2 separate regions of the Homo sapiens genome follow, and region 2 is linked to region 1. The links are chromatin contacts, found by Hi-C in ENCODE. All regions are on one chromosome and are shown on one strand. The core of a region is the stretch at or near the end of the contact, and the rest is flanking DNA. Distances in the headings are between cores, read along the strand shown.

What was found. A loop is a pair of places that touch in the nucleus more often than their neighbours do. Pooled maps may share reads with other maps.
Region 2: a loop to region 1 is called in a pooled map, with 10 times the contacts of the local background. The contact joins the promoter of NFKBIZ here to the promoter of CD47 in region 1. A Hi-C loop is called at or near these places in 7 of 50 pooled maps.

What each region holds. Positions count from the first base shown.
Region 1 is chr3:108,089,106-108,092,912 of GRCh38, reverse strand. CD47 (CD47 molecule) reads left to right here and starts at 1,882. Exons shown (of 11, transcript NM_001777.4): 1 at 1,882-2,050. The coding sequence starts at 2,005. RefSeq lists silencers at 1,269-1,328, 1,339-1,388, 1,409-2,158.
Region 2 is chr3:101,847,852-101,851,658 of GRCh38, reverse strand. It overlaps NFKBIZ (NFKB inhibitor zeta), which reads right to left and starts at 2,145. Exons shown (of 12, transcript NM_031419.4): 1 at 1,742-2,145. The coding sequence starts at 2,030. RefSeq lists silencers at 2,247-2,418, 1,467-2,666 and enhancers at 2,160-2,454, 2,249-3,086.

The sequences.
Region 1 (3,807 bases), core at 633-3,132:
ACAAAAAGACGTTAAGCATATAGCTCAGTAGCTCCCAGTGTAAAACAGAACATCACCCGATCTCCACCTCTGAAGGTTGGGGACAGTCCTTTCTAGTCACTCTTCAGCTTTAGGGGGGTTGGTTGGTATCAGGGACAGCTGACAGCCTTATTTAGCCAACCAGCTGCTCTGTGATACACAATGTCCCTAATGCTCAAAGTCTGGTGGATGATTCTTTTGTATCCACATAAGCAGCAGTTGGAGGAGAATCGATGAGTCCCTTTGGTTGCCTCGGGGTGTCAAGGCTGCCATTCAAATCATTACCACCATAATTATTAACCATTGTTTTAGTGAGATGTCTGCCAGGCAATTGTTTTTATTTTTCAATCATTAAAAAAGCAATCAAATTTCACTAGAGCAATGCCTGCCTCACGCCGCATCAACACATTTATTAAACCCCTTCTGTTTGCCGAGCTCAATGGAAAGTCTTGGAGGAGGGAATACTTAAAATGCTCTCGGATTTAAAAGAATTGATAATGCTGTGGGGAAGAGGTTCACACAAAAAAGCAATTACAGGAAGAAGCTCGATAGTATACAATACACTGGTACAGAGTGTCATAGACAGTGCCACTTTCATACGCTGGATTTTATTTCTGTGGCAATGGGATGCTTGGGAGGAGCCGCACTGTGTAGAGGATTTGGAGAAGTGGGGTATTGTGGTGGGAAATTGCTTTCTTTCCCAGGAGGTAGGAGGAAAACAATCAAGGAGGTGGACAGGATGTGCACTCCATTAGAGCAGCCACCAGAGCCTGACTTTTTGATAAGAGAGTACATCAGTTAGGATAACGGTTAAAAGTATCTTTAAAAGACTTTTGCTTCAGGATGAATGATGTGGCCTGTGTGATTCAGCGATAAATTCAAAAGCCTTGTCCCTATTGTGGCTTGCGGCCACATTTCGAACCCATTTTTCAAGCATGTTAAACCCAAGCGCAGCGCAGAGGGCTGCACATGGGGCAGTCACAAACCAAGCTCAATAACCTTGCTGGTGGGGATGTGTTGGATACGCTGCTAATGCCTGTTTGCGACAATGCTCGCTAGTCCCGGTGGTGGCGGTGTTCACAGGTAACAATGTTTACCACCGTGAATGGAACTTGTTTGATTAACCCTGATCAGAGGATGAAAACACTAAAGAACCAAGTGAGAAAGAGGGAAGAGAACCGCATAGGGAAGAGCAGAGCGAGTAGACGAGCCGAACGCAGAGCCCGCGAGGGGCGAGTGGAAGCTCCCTGCGGGCAGGTACCCGACCACCGCCCTGCCCTGGGCGTGGCGGCCTCGGGCTCAGGGACCGCTTCGGCGCTAGACGGCCGCGTCCGGAGGAAACGGGCGCTGGTGAAAGCCTAGGTGTCCTGGTCCACGCGCGCAGCCGGACGTCGGGTCCAGGGAGAGACGCGGGCTGGGGCGGGACGGGACCCGGCCCCTGAAGCGCGAGGGTGGGAGTGAAAGCAAAGAGGAGAAAAGTAGAGAGAGAGGACAGTGGGGCCCAGCGCCGCGCGAAAGGCAGGAACCGACCCGCGGACAGGAACGGGTGCAATGAGGTCCCCGGCGAGCGTGGGAACACAGGGTTCAGCCTCCTGCGGCGGGCGAGCACGCGGACCCCAGGGGCGGGCGGGTGCGACAGGACGTGACCTGGAAGCGCGGCGCGTGCCACCGCCCTGGAGCAGGCATCCGGCCTCCGTGGAGCGGGCAGGCGGGCCCCGGGTCTGGAGCCTGCGACTGGGGAGGGCGCCGCGTCAACAGCAGCGGTTGCGGGGCGGGGCCGAGTGCGCGTGCGCGGCTCTCGCGGGCGGGGAGCAGGCGGGGGAGCGGGCGGGAAGCAGTGGGAGCGCGCGTGCGCGCGGCCGTGCAGCCTGGGCAGTGGGTCCTGCCTGTGACGCGCGGCGGCGGTCGGTCCTGCCTGTAACGGCGGCGGCGGCTGCTGCTCCGGACACCTGCGGCGGCGGCGGCGACCCCGCGGCGGGCGCGGAGATGTGGCCCCTGGTAGCGGCGCTGTTGCTGGGCTCGGCGTGCTGCGGTGAGTGGCTCCTCGCTCCCAGCCCTGCGGCTGCTGTCGCTTCGCCCCCGCGGGCGTGTGGGCTGCGCCCCAGCCAGCCCGGCGGCGCCCTGAAGAGGGTGGCCGGGGCGCAGAACACTCGGGCCCTGAGCGCCCGAAGTGCAGACGTGGGAGGGCCCCACGGGGAATCGGGCGCCCCCCTTCTTCCTCCCTTCCTTTCCCTGGTCGTCTTCTTCCCCCTGGGTGAGAGCGGGGCTCATCTCCTCCACCCGGTTCTCCATCTCCAAATGCACACACACAGGAAGACTCCAAACCGCGCACCTCGCGCAAAAATTAACTAGCAAGAAAGGGCGCGATCAGAGGCAAGGGGCTGCAGCTGCTAGGGATCCCCTTCTTTCGCACCCCTCTCCCTTCTCAGTGCTTAGACGCATTTGGGGTTGAGGGAGGGAGAGTGGGAGGGCCCGGGCCTCTTGCGATGGAAGTGCGCATTTTGGCGAAGTCGGTGAGAAGGGGTTTCTGCCGTTTGCCTCCCACATGAACATAGGAGCGAAGAGGACGTAAAGGACACAATTAAGTTTCATTTTCAACTCAGCATTCAATCAGAAGAATCTTCCGGCCGTGTAATTTTTGCTGTCGTTTTTAATCCTAAAAATAAGCTTGCTGGAAACTCTTCCTTTCTCGTGACCCTCACGCCCCATCAGCCACTTGCATACATTCTAAATTGTACGTTGAAGTTTTTCCCACTTTATTTGGGGGAACCGTTTTAAAAGTAATCTGGTTTTCGCCTGAAATAGGAAGACAGTAACCTCCAGTCAAAACATGTGCAGCAGAATGGGATTTGGTGTTTTTCGACGCCAAAGAACCTCCACCCCCCCACCCCCACCCCGAGCTTTTGGAATCCATTTCGCTTTTGTAAAACGTGTGCTTCGTCTGTAAAAACTGAGCAAGGAATAGAAACATTCGTAGCTCTACAGTGAGTGCCTGTCACACTTCACATCCATAGAGCCTTTTGTGAACTTTTATAAGATTCAGAATTCAGCTTGAGCACCAGTGACAGCAATTGTTACATTTATTCTAGAATGCTAAATTAATTCGATTTTAAACTGATTATTAGCCTCGGTGTGCCGTTCCTAAAGGCTTGTGACTTTAGGTATTTCCAAGATGCCCTTAAGTCTCTGCTTACCACTTTCCTCCCTCCCCGAGCATCCTGGATGTTGGGACTGTGAATCCAGGTCTCCGTTATCTAAATGGTTGATGTTAGTGTTTCCTGTCATCACGTTTAGTATGCTTGTTGCCTTTACTATCATTATAGCTAAAATAATACTGCTTTCAGAGATGTGTTGTATAATCGCATAATAATTTCAGAACGCCTTCATATTGAACCAGATATGAAGTGATACAGTATCATTTATTCAAACTGCCTAAAAAGTAAAAAGTATAAACCATATACTATTTTTAAAACAGGTAGGTTAGATTTAAATCACGTAGTTTAGAACTGTTGGAATGGTACTTTGAGTGATAGGATTTATGTTAGGCCTTCTTTAGTAATAGTTAATATCATGTAATTAGCACTCGTTTACACACAATTTTAATGTGTTCGAATCCCTAGAGTCATCGAATTCAGAATTTATAGTATTTTATTTTACTTAGTTAATATTAACCTAAAAAAAAAGCAAAATACAGGCATTATGCAGTTGAGTTGTGTTAAGTGTGGACTGTAAAACAGGATAGTATTTGTTATAAAATATGTTTTTGTATGTGTTTAATATATAGCTTCA
Region 2 (3,807 bases), core at 896-3,395, 6.2 Mb after region 1:
GGGAGCAAGTGATAAATGATGCACTTTTAGCTTTTTAAACCAATGGTTTTATGTTCACATAGAAATTTTAAAGTCTATCAATTCCGCTTACCTAAGAAGGCACAAAACAACTTCTTTCAAAGATCTCTATGTACGAAAACCTGACAATTAACAACGTCTTAGATTTATGTCTTATTATTTCCTTCAATTCAACTGTGCCAAAAAAGCTGCTTAAATTCACTGAGCTTAAACACATTTCTACATATGCACACAGGATTTCCCCTCATTGACTGTTTTTGGAATTACTTACACAGGTCTTCTAAGTAAAAAGGAAATATGCTTGTTTCACTTTTAAACTTTGAAATACACTTTAGCATTTGGTATACAAGTACAGTACTCCACTTCTGATCACTATTATGTCACAACCTCTTAGTATGTGTGTTGAACACAAATTCACAAAGTCAGGAAATGAATAATTCAGCCGCTCCATCAAGTGTACAAAAATAAGATGGGGCAAGAAACAACGCATAATTTGAACATCTGTATCTATCATAAATACATGAGATAAACAGTTCAATGATAGGGTAAGTGAAACATTAGTTGGCTTTATTTTTAAGTTTAGGGATTTCAAGAGATACCAGAATTGCCAGAATCTAACACAGCATTTTTCTGGAATGACAGCAGTTCATAATCCAACGTCACAGAAAGAAAAAAATGCAGTTTCAGAAATCCCCTGTGGCTGTGTGGTAAACCAAGGGACCAGCAGAACAGTTTCAGCCAGATGAAGGCCAAGTGGGTAAGAAAAGGTCCTAAACACATATTCTTTCTGGATCTGCTACGCAGTGGTTTAAATCGCTTTTCGCATGATTTTAAATGACTTAAAATGAAAATGAGATATCACTTTTTAAAATAAATGACAACCAAAACAGGAGTGGCTAAGAGTGGGAAACACCGGAAAGAGACGTTCTTTAAAATCATGCTAATTACTCTCAACGTTCAATTATCGAGGCGTTTTTCTAGCCTACCCACAGGGGCATCCTGTTTTCCCCCAAATTATGCAACTCGGTTCACTAAGAAAGGAAACCAATTCGCAGCCCATGAAAGATAACATTACGTCTTTCTCTGCTAGATATGGCTTATCCATTTTTTTTAAGGCACACACAACAAAAACAAGACCGCAAAAATTCCGGGCAGACTTCCGAAACTCGCCAAACTAAAGGCATAACTTGAGTTGGTTTTCAGCCCGGCTTCACCTTGATAACAGCAGTTTCCTTTTCTTTGACGGTCAAGTCTTTTTACTGAAAAATTCCATAAAAACTGAGAAATAAGTCATGACCTTTAACGCTATTCCCAAACCCTTATCCTCTGCTACAGCTTTCCACTAAAATATTCACAAGAAGAAAATTACACCTACATCAGACCCCAAATCTCATCATAGTTTATTAATTATGACTCAACAAAGCTGCTTCTTAGAGAGCGAGCGATCTCCTGGTCACTCGCCCGGCAGTCAGAGCTCGGCCGAGCGGTTTCTGAAGCCCCCCCGAGGCCCGCGGGAGGGAGCCGGTTCCGCGGGCCGGCGAAGGGCGTGTAGGTCAGGCAGGCGCCCGGCCCGGGCAAGGCGGGGAGTGGTAATTGATGGCTAAGGTGCGTACGTCCTAGCTCTAAGGAGGGCGCAGGGGCCACCCTCCATCTGGGGAGTCCCGCTCCCAACCTCCTAGGCGTGCGCGCCCCGAGTACGCAGCGGTGCGGGGCCGGCGGGTACCTGGCTGGCGCTCGGCGCGGGCGCCGCCTCTCGACCGGGACTCCACGGCGCCGCAGGAGGACACCGACGAGGCAGAGGAGAAGTCGGAGGAGTCGGAGCCGGGCGAGCCGGGCGCCGAGGGGCCCAAGACCGAGCAGCTGGCGTCGCAGGCGCCCGGGGCGGCGGCGGGCGGCGACGCGCCGTAGAAGTAGCTCAGGTTGAGCGGGCTGGTCATGAGGCCGCAGCCGCCCGCCGCGTCCCGCAGCCCCTCTCCGCCGCGGCTGTCGTCCAGCAGCTTGTCCACAATCATGCTCCCAGGCTGGGCGCTCGAGGACCCCGACACCTGCGCCACCGGCTCGCTGCGCGCGGCTGCCTCCCGGGCTGGCTCAGGGAGCTGTCGGCGGGCGGACGGCGCGGGCCAGTACGGGCGCGGCGCGGGACTGCCAGGGTATTTAACGGGCCGCAGCGCTCGCCGACCTCCCCGGCGCCCGGCCCGGCCATTGGCGGTGCCCGGGCCGCCTCCCAGCCCCTCCTCCGGATGCGTCCGATTTCCAGTAAAATGTACAGGATGAGGCAATGCGCCCTCCGCCCTCCGCCCTCGCCCCGCCCGCCCGGCTCCGCCCAGACCGACCGGTTGTTTGCCTGCCCTTCACCGGGAAACCCCGACAGCGCGCGGCTTCCAGCCTCCCGCTTCCCGCCTCCCGCCTCCCGCCTCCCGCCTCCGGGACCCCGTCCCTCGCCCGGGCCATCCCTGCCCTCTAGGCCCCCGCCGGGCCTGGGCGCCCGGGGAGAGGGCGCGCGGCGCAGGGCTGGGCCTGCAGAGGGAGGCGGGAGTCAGTGGAGGGAACCGGTTGGCCTGGTTCTTGGGGACTGGCAAGTCCTGGAAGGAGCGCGCCCCGCACCCCTCTGCCTGCCCCGGCGCGGCGAGCTGTTAGCCCAGTTAAGGCATCTCTGGAAGGTTCTTAAGGGCCTGTCTCCTCCGGCGCCCCAGCGTAGCCTCCCTTCTCAAACATAGCGTTTGTCGACGGTTTTAGGCAACATCCCGAACTGAAAGAGATGTTGGAGCATTTTTATGTTCTCAAATTATCTGCTGGGACGCAAATAATGTTTTAGGTGCAGCCATGAATAAAAAGTAATGCCACACTTCTGTATCCTTCAATACTAGAACAAAGCCATCTTAGCAAAATAATACACAAACATGTAGGTGCTGTAGTATATGTAGATATAACTTTTAAAATTCTGCATAGCTTTACACTATCTGATAAACTAACACAGTAATTTTGGCCTTTCCTATCTTGAATACTTTTTTCCAATGGATTTATACAACTATTTGTTCAAGTCCAACTAGCAAAAAATGCGGGAATGATAAGGTTAAGTACACACATGCTATGTTTAAATAAACCGATTATGATTAAATAACACGAGGGATACAAAGTTCAGTGAGCCACCTAAAAGGAGAAACAACAGGTCTGGTAGAGGAAAAAGGAGGTCAGGAGGAAAATCTTTGCAGGGGTGGTGGCATTTAAGATAGGTCCTAAAGGATGGGTGGGATTGGGGCCCACAGCATTTACAGAAAGAACAAGAGCAAAGAATTAAGGAGAGGGTTCATATTAGAGTGTATAGTCCCCTTTTACGATTGTCAAGAGGAGAAGATGGCATTAAATATAAAAGATAACTTGGTGCCTTTGGGTGGAGCACCTCCAGCAGCTGAGACACTGGAATTTTATTTAATAAACATTGAGAAAACATGAATTTTAGGTAGGCAAAATTAATCTGCAAGCAGTTGAGAGAAGATGAGGAGCCCAGAGGCCATTAGGATCCACTGCAGTAGCCCAGGAGAGAAATGACTGGGCACTGGGGCAGATACAGTGGGAAAGGAGAAAGTAAATTGACAGAAAGCAGAGCTGGGCAGCATTGCTAGGGCAGAACCCACAGGTCTCGCTCTTTTGGAGGGGGGGAGAAATGAAAGGGTCCCCAGTCAGGCCATGGCTTGGAGCCACGACCAGGTGAACAGGGCCACCAGCTCCAGATCACAAGGGATCACAGAGCAGAATGTTTGGGTTTTAGGACGAAGGGGGGGACACGAT